Linked DNA regions of Homo sapiens: regions 1 and 3 are each linked to region 2. The links are chromatin contacts, found by Hi-C or POLR2A ChIA-PET in ENCODE. All regions are on one chromosome and are shown on one strand. The core of a region is the stretch at or near the end of the contact, and the rest is flanking DNA. Distances in the headings are between cores, read along the strand shown. Region 1 overlaps LOC105371411 (a long non-coding RNA gene). Region 2 overlaps CBFA2T3 (CBFA2/RUNX1 partner transcriptional co-repressor 3). Region 3 has its middle 55 kb from the start of CBFA2T3.

Region 1 (4,253 bases), core at 755-3,254, 100 kb after region 2:
AGGGGTAGGGAAAGGCTGTCGTGTCTGGCGTCACCCCAGAGATGACCTGGACTGTCAGGGCTGTGTACTGATGGGGGTAGCCCCTCCCTGCCCCTGGGACCCAGGCCCCCAGGGGCTGTCTGTGTCACGGGATGGTTGGGCTCCAAGCCTGGGGCTGCAGGGTCAGAAGGAAGGCTGGGTTCCTGCCACTGGCAGAGGGGTCTGGGCCCCAAGGGCGGGCACATAGGGCACACCCCTTGACCCTCTGGAGCTCTCTTCTTCCACAGCTCGTGGGCCTCCTGGGTCCCTCCTGGCCCACAGGTCATCCAGGAGCATTGGTTCAGAAGCCTCTGCAGGCTCTTCCAGCCTGAGACGAGGCCTGGAGGCTGAGGCAGGAGCCCAGGAAGCAGCAAGAGGGGCCCCAGCTGTGTCCCTGAACCCTGGCAAAGATGGCCAAACTTTGCCTCCAGCCTCAGCCTCCCTGGGCAGCTCAGCCTCCACAGCAGGAAGACCATGGGAGAGTGGCCGGCGGCGGGGCAGTGGGGGGTGCCATTGGGGTGGTGGCAGGATGGTGGAGACAGGACCCACCCTTGACCTTCTGCCCATCAGTGGATGGATGAAGAAAGTGTGGCACACCCACGGTGGAGTACTATGCAGTCCTCAAAAAGGAGCAACACCATGGGCGAGCCTGGAGAACGTCACACTAAGTAAAATCAGCTGGGTGCAGAAAGACACACGCTACCCATCTCATGAATGTGTGGAATCTAAAAATGTCAATCCCCCTTAGGAGCTAAGAGCAGAGTGGTTGTGAGCTTGGGGTTAACCGTTCGGATTGAGAAGATAAAAGAAAATAAATAAAATAAAATTTATAAGGAAAGGCGAAGGACCTGGAATACTTAAAACAATCACCTAGCGCAGTGGCTCATGCCTGTAATCCCAGCACTTTAGGAGGCTGAGGCGGGCGGATCATGAGGTCAGGAGATCGAGACCATCCTGGCCAACATGGTGAAACCCCGTCTCTACTAAGAATACAAAAATTAGTCGGGTGTGGTGGCGGGCGCCTGTAATCCCAGCTACTGTGGAGGGTGCGGTAGGAGAATCGCTTGAACCCAGGAGGCGGAGGTTGCAGTGAGCCAAGATCGCACCACTGCACTCCAGCCTGGGCAACAGAGCAAGACTCCGTCTCGGAAAAAAAAAAAAAAAAAAATCTTGGCCAGGTGCGGTGGCTGATGCCTGTAATCCTAGCACTGTGGGAGGCCGAGGTGGGTGGATCACCTGAAGTCAGGGGTTCAAGACCACCCTGGCCAACATGGCGAAACCCTGTTCCTACTAAAAAATACAAAAAGTAGGCCAGGCTCGGTGGCTCACGCTAGTAATCCCAGCATGTTGGGAGGCCGAGGTGGGTGGATCACGAGATCAGGAGATTGAGACCAGCCTGGCCAACATAGTGAAACCCCATCTCTACTAAAAATACAAAAATTAGCTGGGCATGGTGGTTGTGCCTGTTATCCCAGCTACTCGGGAGGCTGAGGCAGGAGAATCACTTGAACCCGGGAGGCACAGATTCTAGTGAGCCAAGATCATGCCACTGCACTCCAGCCTGGGCGACAGAGCGGGACTCCGTCTCAAACAAACAAACAAACAAAACCAATCCTGAAACAAGGGAGAAAAAAGTGGAGGCATCACTCTAGCTGGCGTGGATATTAAAGCCTCATCCATTGTGACAATGTTGAGAAAGTGACGTGTGTGCATCAGGGTAGACTCTTGAACCAACGGAACAAAACAGAACAGAACAGAAAACCCAGAAACTGACCCACACAAATAGGCCCACCTGATTTTTGACAAAGGTATAAAAACAATTCAGTGGAAGAAGAGTAGCTTTTCAACAAATGGTGCTGGAAGAATCAGACATCTACAGGCCAAAAAAAAAAAAAAAAAGGAACTTTGACCTAAGTCTCATAACTTATACAAAAATTAACTCAGAACGTACCCAGAGGAGGCAAACCCACAAGGACAGAAAGCAGATCTGAGGCTGCGAGGGGAAAATCCGCTCATGTGTTTTGCTCTTGCCATTGCCAGTCATACGTCTGCTCCCGTCATCTCAGGGCGACGATTTCTTGGTGCTGCTCTGTGTGTTTGCTGTTTTCTCACCCTTGGCAGGTACATTTCACTCCAGTTTTTGCTAATTGTTAGAGAGATATTCATCCTGTTTTAATTTTCTGGTACTTGCCGTATTTTTCTCTGACCACGTGTGTGAGGAACCATCTCCCCGTGTGCGAGGACTTAGCCTGCCTCTGCCTCCCGTCACTGTCCTCCCAGGGATACTTATTTTTGTGGGCATGTGAAGAAAATGAAGACTCAGCTGATTGATGTGATTTTGGTTTGCATATGAAGTTTCCTTTTGGAATTGTTGGTGGGATTTGCACCTTATTTCTTAACCATGTCATAGTGATTACTGGGATTTGAGATCTCAGCCTGTCCGCCATGTGGATTCTTCCCTTGCTCCCTTCTGCGATTTAAGGAAAGGTTCGGGCTGCTTCCCACGGCCTTTTAGGATTCTGTATGCGTGCGCTGAAGGAACCCCAGGCTGATTCTCAGGCAGACATAGGCCTGGTCAGTGCAGGTTGAATTTACAGGATGAAATCCAAGCTCCACATCTGTCCGCACATGTCCCCCTGCCCAGCAGCAGCCCAGCTGGGCGGCCCCGCAACTGGCCCTGGGGTCTTTCCTTCTTCCTCGGCTTCTCCCCTCCTCCTGCAAATCCCCCTCCTCCTTCAGAAGCAGCCCCCAGGTGTGGACACAGCACATTGCTGAGGGTGCCCCTGAGCACCCACCTTCTTCTGGGACGGACCGGCGCCCAGCGGACACTGGAAGCATCTGAACTGGTGTGCAGTGCAGCCCTGATTTCCCGTGGGCTCCTCCCTTTCCCGTGGGCTCTGCGCTTTCTCGTGGGCTCCTTCCTTTCCCGCGGGCTCTGCACTTTCCCACTGGGCTCCTCGCTTTCCCGTGGGCTCCTCGCTTTCCCAGTGGGCTCCGCGCTTTCCCTTGGGCTCCGCGCTTTCCTGGTGGGCTCCTCACTTTCCTACTGAGCTCCTCGCTTTCCCGTGGGCTCTGTGCTCGCTCCCAGGACCAGCAGTCACTGTCCCTCCATGTGCTCACCTTGGGGCACCGGGCACTGGCTCCTGCCTGATTTATGGTCTTCCCCGCCCTGGTCTCAGCTGCCCCAGGGGCGCTGGCCCCGTCTTCACCTCACGCCCCCAAATGAATTACAGGAGCCACCTGGGGAGAAGTTTTAAGAGGAGAAAAATACCTTATGATCGAAAACTATGAAGAAGTAAAATAGCAGCTAGGAGCAGCTCCCCTAACCAATCCCTGGCTTCCACGGGCCAGTGGCCAACACCTGGCCAGACGGGCCAGCAGCCTCCTGCCAGGGCCCTGGGCTAACAGCTGAGGCCACCTGCACCCAGGAAGTTTCGTAGTGATTTTCAAGGTCTGGTTACCGAAAGGGCGAAGGGATGCTGGGCACTGGGGGAAATGCTGACCTCCAGCCTCCACCCCCACGGTGAGGAGCGTGAAGCCCCAGGGTGGGTGGGGAGATTCCTTGCAAAGGTGGCCCCGTCCCTGCACCCCTCACCCCTGCTGCTCCCCCACGAGGAGTGGGAACCCCTCATCCATGCCCACACAGGGGCCCTGCTGCTCCCCCACAAGGAGTGGGAAACTTGCAGTTTTCCGGGAGGGACTGTGCACCAACTCCAGCTTAGGCCTCCAGGGGCTCAGCCCCAGCTCTCCAAAGCTTCCATCGCCATGGAGACAGCAGGATCAGCAGAGCAGGGGGAGCCCATGAGGGCATGGCTGTGTCCAGCCTGGAGCGAGGTAGGGCAGGGGGTGAGGGGTGAAGCCCGGGGCCCAGGCTTGGCGGGGTGATGGGAATGAGGCAACCTGGCCCAAGGACCCAAAGCTGATGGAGACCCACAGACAAGGGGAGGTTGAGGAGCTGCAGGGTCTCCTGGTGGTGGTGGGGGTCTGGGACCACCCAGCCTCAAAAAGGCTGTGAGAATCACAGGAGTGTTTGAGACACCCCACAATTAAGGGGCATGGCGGGGACCAAGCAGGGTCCCAGAGCCCAGAGCAGAGACGGTGGGAAGGACGGGCTGTGGACGAGGATGGGTTCTGACAAGAGGAGGGTGACAGAGCGGGGCGGCCATGGCGGCAGGAGGGCTGCAGGGGCAGGGGAGGGAGTGAGGTCAGTGGGAGCTGGGGAGAGGACAGGGCGG
Region 2 (4,396 bases), core at 1,139-3,638:
GACCCTACCCAAGGCTCCTGACCCCACCCAAGGCTCCTGACCTCACCCAAGGCTCCTGACCCCACCCAAGGCTCCTGACCCCACCCAAGGCTCCTGACCTCAGCCAAGGCTCCTGACCCCACCCAAGGCTCCTGACCCCACCCAAGGCTCCTGACCTCAGCCAAGGCTCCTGACCCCACCCAAGGCTCCTGACCTCACCCAAGGCTCCTGACCTCACCCAAGGCTCCTGACCCCACCCAAGGCTCCTGACCCCAGCCAAGTCTCCTGACCCCGCCCAAGGCTCCTGACCCCAGCCAAGGCTCCTGACCCCGCCCAAGGCTCCTGACCCCAGCCAAGGCTCCTGACCCCGCCCAAGGCTCCTGACCCCAGCCAAGGCTCCTGACCCCACCCAAGGATCCTGACCCCACCCAGGGCTCCCGACCCTGCCCAGGGCTGCCAACCCCCAGGCCTGCCGAGTTCCTGCTCCCTGAGGCTTTGGGAAAGACTCAAAGGCTTTGGGAAAGACTCCATGTCAGTTGTCTGCCAGGAGAGCCGTGGAGGGCAGCCGCCTGGCCCCAGCCCGAGGCCATGTAGAGCCTCCAGACAGAATGGCCAGGAAACTGAGTCAGAGCCTGTTTATCACGCGTGTGACGGAGGGCGAAGACCTGCATCACGGGAGAACCCCACGCACACGGAGCTCATGGCCTGTGCCAGGGTGGGCGGGAGACCTTCACCCACCCGCCGGGTCCCCGGGACACAGCGTGTCCGCCTGCTCTTCCCCAGGGGTCTCAGGGCTCTCTGCTCTTTGAGCCCAGGATGACCCTGCTCCCCCAGGCTCAGAGCCCAGCAGCTCCCGGAGGGTGGAGGGTAGAGGAACGCGGAGCTTCTACTGGCCTCACAGGCATGGCCCCATTCATTTAGTTCCACAGGTCGGGGCTTCCCAGCAGGGGACATGGAGGCCCAGAAAGCATTTGTCTAGAGTCACACAATACCGTGGCAGAGGGAGGCGAGGCTGGGACCCATAGGCTCTGTCTCCATTACCCCAACCTGCAGCTGCCCCACCTGGCCTGGTGTCTGTTACTGGTGGACCCTGCTGGCGGAGCCCTGGGAGAAAGAGGCGCTCCAGGCGTGGGCGGCGGGGGCTGGCATCTGCTCCTCGGCTGCTTTCCTGACCGAGTTTGGAACTGGACCGCATGGCCCTTGCCCTCCCTCTGTGCCTTCTCCAGGTGGCGTCACAGGGGCCTGCAGCAGCTGCACCAAGCCCGGCCCCTGGGGTTCTCAGCTGCCTGGCACCCTCCAGTCCACACTGTACTTTGCCAGGGCCTCTGAAATGCAGAGGCTGAACCACAGAAGAAGTGGCTCACCCGGAGACTGCGGCAGCCTGAAGTCGGCTGAACCACAGAATGAGTGGCTCACCCGGAGACTGCGGCAGCCTGAAGTCGGGGCCCTCTACGTCTTTGTCACGCTCTCTCCCGGAACAAAACCGCCCTTGGGCTTCAGGCCCCAGAGGTTATGCCCACGGGCAGCTGCCCAGCAGAACCATCATCACACGAGATTGGTTGCTCACTCCTCCCCCATCGACCCACTCCCCGGCATCTTCCCTCTCACCAAATGCTGCCGGTGGTTCTAACCTCACAGTCTGGACAGCCAGCTGATGGCCCCAGAGGTTCCTGGTCAGAAGTGCTGCCTTTCCCTGCCCTCGGGACACCCCCGCCCCCACGGCAGATGCCACTGCCTTTCAGGGCCAGTAGCAGACATGGCAGAGCACTCTCCGTGGGGCTGTCACCTGACTCGGGATAACAGTGCTACTCACACAGCACAAACGGGGTCGGAGCTTGCACAGAGACCACGATGCCCCCTCAGCCCAGGGAGGACGACGCAAAGGTGATAGCTAGTCCCTCCACCCCCAGACACATCCCCTTGCTGACCCCCACACCTGTCCTCAGTGTACATCTGGGAAGCCCAGAGAGGGTCAGTGGCTCACCTGAGACACACAGCTGTGGTGAGACAAGGTTCTCCATAGACTGTCAGCCGAGCACAGATAAACTCAAAAGCAGATGCAGTGCACACTTATTCAGACATAAGAAGGAAGGCAGGTCCGACACACGCTCCAGTGGGGATGGACCCAGAAAACACGGGCGAGTGGAAGAGCTGGACACAGGATCCCGCTTACACACAACACCGGAAAAGACAAATCCACAGAGGCAGGAAGCAGATCAGTGGTGGGCAGGGCAGAGGGAGGGAACGGGCCTGACTGCCCGTGGGCATGGGGTTTCTTTTGGGGGAAAATGTTCTAAAACTTGTTAGCAATGATGGTTGCACACCTCTGGGGCTTTGCTAAGTGCCACTGACTTGTGTACTTGAGATGGGTGAGTTGTAAGATGTGTGGGTTATACCTCAACAAGGCTGCTGGAAAACCACAGTAGACCCGGAACGAAAGTACCTGTGAGCTGCTCACAATCCCTCGCTCACAGAGAGGCCACGGAACTTTGTCAGCGCACCAGGGCAGTAGCGGGATGGGTGTCAAGGCCGTGCACACCCACGAGGCCGTAGGAAGCCTGGTCAGGCTGTCGGGGCCTCAGACGGCAGAAACCTATCCCGAGAGGAAAGGGCCCTGGGCACAGGCTATGGCAGAAGAGCTTCGAGAGCCCAAAGCTCCCAGGGAAGCTTTGAGCTTCCTCAAAAAGCTATTTTGAGCCTAAAATAGCTTCAAGAGCCCAAAGCTCCCAGGGAGAAGTTGAGGTTGATGTGGTCACCTCGAATGGGGAACTCCTCCAGGAAGGAAAGGAGAAGTTTTATTTGGGGTGGGGGTGTTAGAGTAATGCCAGGCGGGGCGGCGGGGGAAGAAGGTTCTGGGGCGGGGCGTTAGAGTGACACCAGGTCCCGGTGCAGCGCTCGTGAGTGCCCCACATCCCTGGGCATCACACGCGTGTCGTCTGGAGCAGAAGCTGGTGGAGAGGTGTCCTTCCTATTTCTCAGATGGGGAGACTGAGGCCTGGGTGGGGGCAGGTGGAGAAGCACAGTCGCCGCCCAGCAGCCCAGCACTACCTTTGGAGGGAGACAAACTCGCTCCCCCAGGGCCGGGGGCTGGGGGCCTCGGTGTGGCCTTTGGAAGGAGATGAACTTGCTCTCCCAGGGCTGGGGCCTCAGGGCCTCAGCGTAGCCCAGGTCTGCGCTGGCTCTGGGCTCTTCCCGCTGCAGGTGTGGGTCCCCCGTGGGCAGCTCTCACACCACAGGCCTGGCTCCCTAGGGGTATGGTCAGAGTGGGACCCTGTACCGCCTCTGCCGCCCTTTTCCCTTTGCCTCCATGGAGCGGGCCTGAGTTCCCAGAGGGCTGATTCCTCTCTCTGCCCCGACCCCTGGCAACCCTGTCAGCTGCTCATTCACCTAATAGACAAGTGCTGTGTGCCCGGGCTGTGCCGCACCAACCCAGGGCCAGGATTCAGAGGGGAACAGAGAGGAAGCCCCATCCTCGCGATGCCAAGGTCCCAGCAGCTGGAGGGGCAGCGCCCTGCTGATTGACGCGCTGAATCGTGTGCCCCCGTCCTTACTGGCAGGCACGCCACATGTGCTGTGTGCCATGTGTTCAGGTCTGGCCTGGGCCTGCTGTGTCCTGGTCTCATACACGCTACATGGACAGTCACATGAGCAGCTGCTGTGGCCGCGGACGGGTGGTGGGGACAGGGCATGACCCTGTTGGGGGAGCAGAGGGGTCTCCTTGCGGGAGAGAGTTGAAGTAGTCCTGGCGATGATGGTGGGCTCCCAGGAGAGGTGGAGGGAACACGCATGCACGCCCAGGGCTGGAGGCACGTGGGTGTTCAGGGCCTGTGAGGAGGCCCGGGCACCAAGGCAGCACCCAGCGCTTACAGAGCCTGCAGGTCTTGGACAGAGGTGCAGGCAGAGGCAGGAGGTGGCATGGGTCATACCACCTGTAAAAGCCAGGCGCAGTAGAGAATGTTCTAGAAATAAATGTGATGCTGCGATTGCCTGAGAGGGAACCCAGGTGCAGGAGAGGGAAGGTCCCGGGGAAACCCTCCTTTTCCTCCTCCTTCCTCCCAGCAGCTGGGAAAGGCGATGGAGAGAAAACGGGAGCAGGGCAGAGACGGTATCTGGGATTACAGGAGGAAAGGTGGCTCATTGTTTAAAAAGATCATTAAGCCTGTCATCCCAGCACTTTGGGAGGCCAAGGCAGGCAGATCACCCGAGGTCAGGAGTTCGAGACCAGCCTAGCCAACATGGTGAAACTCCATCTCTACTAAAAATACAAAAATTAGCAGGATGCAGTGACGGGCGTCTGTAATCCCAGCTACTTGGCAGGAGGCTGAGGCACGAGAATCACTTGAACGCAGGAGATGGAGGCTGCAGTGAGCCGAGATTGCACCACTGCACTCCAGCCTGGGTGACAGAGCCAGATTTT
Region 3 (3,999 bases), core at 810-3,309, 74 kb after region 2:
AGTAAAGCAGACTTTATATTAATATATGAGTAAAGGGGACTTTATATTAATACAGGAGTAAAGCAGACTTTATATTAATATATGAGTAAAGGGGACTTTATATTAATATATGAGTAAAGGGGACTTTATATTAATACAGGAGTAAAGCAGACTTTATATTAATATATGAGTAAAGGGGACTTTATATTAATATATGAGTAAAGGGGACTTTATATTAATACAGGAGTAAAGCAGACTTTATATTAATACATGAGTAAAGGGGACTTTATATTAATATATGAGTAAAGGGGACTTTATATTAATACAGGAGTAAAGCAGACTTTATATTAATATATGAGTAAAGGGGACTTTATATTAATATATGAGTAAAGGGGACTTTATATTAATATATGAGTAAAGGGGACTTAATACAGGAGTAAAGGGGACTTTATATTAATTCATGAGTAAAGCAGACTTTATATTAATACATGAGTAAAGCAGACTTTATATTAATATATGAGTAAAACAGACTTTATATTAATATATGAGTAAAGGGGACTTTATCTTAATACAGGAGTAAAGGGGACTTTATATTAATATATGAGTAAAGGGGACTTTATCAATACAGGAGTAAAGGGGACTTTATATTAATTCATGAGTAAAGCAGACTTTATATTAATACATGAGTAAAGCAGACTTTATATTAATATATGAGTAAAGCAGACTTTATATTAATACGTGGGTAAAGGGGACTTTCTATTTACTTCATGTTTGCCACCTCCAGGGCTCTTCACGTCTTTGTGTGGATCTGAAATTCCATGTGGCATCATTTCCCTTCAGCCTGAAGGGCTTCCTTCACATTTATTTATGTACAGTTCTTCTAGTGATTCATTTTCTCAGATTTTGTTTATCTGAATGCTTTATCTCACCTTAATTTTTGAAGGACTTTTTTTTCCTGCAGAGTGTAGGATTTTGAGCTCACAGTTCTAACACTCTAAAGATACTGTTCCATTGTCCTCTGGCTTGCATTGTTTCTGATTAGAAGTCAAAGATTTTGTTTGTTTTGAGAGGGAGTCTCACTCTGTCACCCAGGCTGGAGTGCAGTGGCACGATTTCAGTTCATTGCAACCTCTGCCTCCCTGGTTGAGGCGATTCTCGTGCCTGAGCCTCCTGGGAAGCTGGGATTACAGGTATGTGCCACGATGCCTGGCTAATTTTTGTATTTTTAGTAGAGATGGGGTTTCAGCCTATTGGCCAGGTTGGTCTCGAACTCCTGACCTCAGGTGATCACCCGTGTTAGCCTCCCACAGGGCCGGGATTATAGGCATGACCTGCCATGCCTAGGCTCTTTGGATTGTTTTTATGTATCCATCTTCAAGTTTGCTAACCATTTCTTCTGTAGTCCAATCCTCTGTTGGACTCATCTAGTGAATTTTAAATTTTAGATATTATAATATTTAGTTCTAGATTTTTTAATATCATTTCCCCTTCCATAGTTTCCATTCTTTTGAGAATCTCTATCTCCTCACTCATGTCTTTCTCTTCTTTTAAATCTTTCTCTTTGAATTCCAACATCTGTGTCATCTCTGGCTCTGTTCTATCAACTTCTCTTCTGGTTAAATTTGCCTGCTTCTTTGCATATATAATAATTTTTATTGTATGCTGAACATCATGGAGGCTATATTGAGAGTTTGGATGATGTTGTCATCTTTAAAGATGGGAAGTTTTGTTCTAGGAGATGGCTGTCAGCTTGAGTTTAGACTTTGCGAGGGCAGGTTCTCAAGCAATCCTTAGCCTGTGGCTAGGATAGTCCTCCTGAGACCTGCCTTACTGGGGTTGTCAGCGAGGTCTTTCCACTCAAGCTGTTTGGGTCACACAGTGTCTTCCAGCACTGTTTTACCTCCAAACTCTTTCCTCCATGCAAAACGCTTTGTCTTGGCCAGGCCTTGTGAAGTCCTTCCTATACGGCTCAAGGGAACTCCTGTACAGATTCCTGGGCTCCTTTTCTTTGCACAGCTTCCTCCTTTCTGTTCGCCGCAAGTTGCGGACACCTCGGCAGCCCCATACTCCCCGCTCTGCTTCTCTGCCTGTTGAGACATCTGTGCTGGGTTGAGTCCCCACTTCCTTGTCCTGTGGTTTGGAAAGTACCTCCCAGCAGAAAGCTTGGGTGCACGTGGAAATATCTGTTGTGCAGTGCCTGAAAACAGTTCATTTACATTTCATCCAGTTAAACAATTGTTTATAGAAGGAGGATGAGCCTGACGGACACCCGTGATTTTTATCATGGCTGGGAGTGGACGCCATGCCCTGCCTTGGCAGCATCCTGCCTTCCCACTTGTAGTGCCGTTCCCACCACACCCTCAGTCCCATCAGAGCCCCTCGTTCCTCCTGGCCCCATCCACACGCTACATCTCAGTAATGCGTCCCTGATCTGCACTCTGAGCCTCACCCGTCCTCCCCTGATCTGCACTCTGAGCCTCACCCGTCCTCCCCTGATCTCCACTCTGAGCCTCACCCGTCCTCACCTGATCTCCGCTCTGAGCCTCACCCGTCCTCACCTGATCTCCGCTCTGAGCCTCACCCGTCCTCACAGGCGTCTTCACTGCTTGTGTGCCCTCTGAAAATTCTCTGTGGCATCTGGCACAACGTGGCTTCAACAAAGGTGGATTTATCTGAATTGGGGCTGAAGCAGTGGGAACTGCTCTCACGAACCACTCCTGGTCTTTCAGTTGGGCCAGAGCCGGCATTTAAAGGCGTGGAGGGGAGTCTGGACTGTCAGAAATTCAACCTCTTTATTTTCTAGATGAGGAAATGGATCCAGAAAAGTTTCATAATGTATTTCAATTATGTCATTTATTTATTTATGATTTTTTAAAATTTTGAGAGGGAGTTTCACTCTTTTTGCCCAGCCTGGAGTGCAGTCGTGTGATCTCAGCTTACCGCAACCTGCACATCCCAGGTTCAAGCGATTCTCCTGCCTCAGCCTCCTGAGTAGCTGGGATTGCAGGCATGTGCCACCATACCGGGCTAATTTTGTATTTTTAGTAGAGATGGGGTTTCTCCATGTTGGTCAGACTGGTCTCGAACTCCCAACCTCAGGTGATCCACCCACCTCGGCCTCCCAAAGTGTTGGGAGTACAAGCGTGAGTCACTGCGCCCGGCCTATTTATTTATTTATTTATTTAAAGTATCAAACAGCAGCCATGAGTTAGGCTCTGGGGATACAGAGAAATTGCTTTGCCCTCAAAAAGCTCTGAGATGGTAGAGTGGGGGAAATAGAGGAATAAACGAGTGGCATCCACTCAGGACCCTGCGTGGTGTGAGCTTGCCGGGGAAAGCCTGGTACAGGCAGGGAAGACCTGGAGGAAGGCAGGGAGGCTGAGCTGTGAGGTCATCGGGAGAGGGCCAGGAAGGGGCACGTCCATGCCACCGGGAGAGCATGTGGAAGGGCCCCAGGGGCCCTGCGAGGACAGTTTTGAGGGTGCACGTGGTGCCCTGAGGATTTGGGGCAAGGGCTGGCATGGGAGGGTGAACTCGATGGGATGGCAGTGAGGAGCAGCAGGAGGTTCCAGGCCAGGGCAGGGTGATCCAGTGTGTTGTTTCTGTCCAGCCACCGTGGCTGGACAGGCCAGAGGAGAGGGGGTGTGGGAGGCAGTGGGCAGCTGGGAGCTCTTCCAGAGAGGGGGTCATGGGATGAAGCAGAGGAGGTGGGCTCTAGGGGGACTCAGGAGGTAGAAGGGGAAGCAGACCCCCTCCCCACAGCCAATTTGCTGTTCCAAAGCTGAGACCAAGGCCCGAGGGCACCCAGGGAGCGTGTGTGCTGCCATTCACCCTGCATCTGTGCTGGTGCTCCGGTCGTGGTGCCGGGATTTGCTCTCACTGGTGAGGGAAGAGACTTGGGTTCATGGAGGGGCAGAAGGTGCCATGCCCTGGCTCACACAGCACACGGGCAGGGCTGGGGCCAGAGCCCAGCACTCGGACTGCAGGCAAGTGCATGGCCTCCCTGGGCGTCCACCCGCA

Evidence for each region. Hi-C counts contacts between places; a loop is a spot of excess contacts on that map. ChIA-PET counts read pairs that join two places held with the same protein, here RNA polymerase II (POLR2A). Pooled maps may share reads with other maps.
Region 1: POLR2A ChIA-PET joins it to region 2 with 13 read pairs in B cell. The contact joins two enhancer-like sites. A Hi-C loop is called at or near these places in 4 of 168 maps with a recorded cell type or tissue (HCT116, OCI-LY7, dorsolateral prefrontal cortex and 1 more), 6 of 37 single-sample maps with no recorded cell type and 6 of 50 pooled maps. POLR2A ChIA-PET finds 5 or more read pairs at or near these places in 3 of 52 experiments (A673, B cell and activated B cell).
Region 3: a pooled map shows a loop between it and region 2 (1.9-fold over the local background). The contact joins two enhancer-like sites. A Hi-C loop is called at or near these places in 4 of 168 maps with a recorded cell type or tissue (B cell, CD14-positive monocyte and head of caudate nucleus), 10 of 37 single-sample maps with no recorded cell type and 8 of 50 pooled maps. POLR2A ChIA-PET finds 5 or more read pairs at or near these places in 3 of 52 experiments (B cell, GM12878 and activated B cell).

Annotation. Positions count from the first base shown.
Region 1 is chr16:89,058,372-89,062,624 of GRCh38, forward strand. LOC105371411 (a long non-coding RNA gene) reads right to left here. Exons shown (of 3, transcript XR_001752336.2): 2 at 3,139-3,258; 3 at 1,949-2,161. Among named protein-coding and RNA genes, the nearest start is that of ACSF3, 33 kb to the right of the region's middle. Within about 2 kb of position 2,005, at least 2 of the 41 ENCODE cell types and tissues checked have a DNase peak (open chromatin) inside an H3K27ac peak, as active enhancers do.
Region 2 is chr16:88,955,628-88,960,023 of GRCh38, forward strand. The region is part of intron 1 of CBFA2T3 (CBFA2/RUNX1 partner transcriptional co-repressor 3); the gene reads right to left. Among named protein-coding and RNA genes, the nearest start is that of CBFA2T3, 19 kb to the right of the region's middle. RefSeq lists a silencer at 1,176-1,321. Within about 2 kb of position 2,389, at least 3 of the 41 ENCODE cell types and tissues checked have a DNase peak (open chromatin) inside an H3K27ac peak, as active enhancers do; they include CD14-positive monocyte, where a contact is called at or near this core.
Region 3 is chr16:89,030,097-89,034,095 of GRCh38, forward strand. No RefSeq gene overlaps it. Among named protein-coding and RNA genes, the nearest start is that of CBFA2T3, 55 kb to the left of the region's middle. RefSeq lists enhancers at 2,004-2,063, 2,074-2,133. Within about 2 kb of position 2,060, at least 5 of the 41 ENCODE cell types and tissues checked have a DNase peak (open chromatin) inside an H3K27ac peak, as active enhancers do; they include CD14-positive monocyte, where a contact is called at or near this core.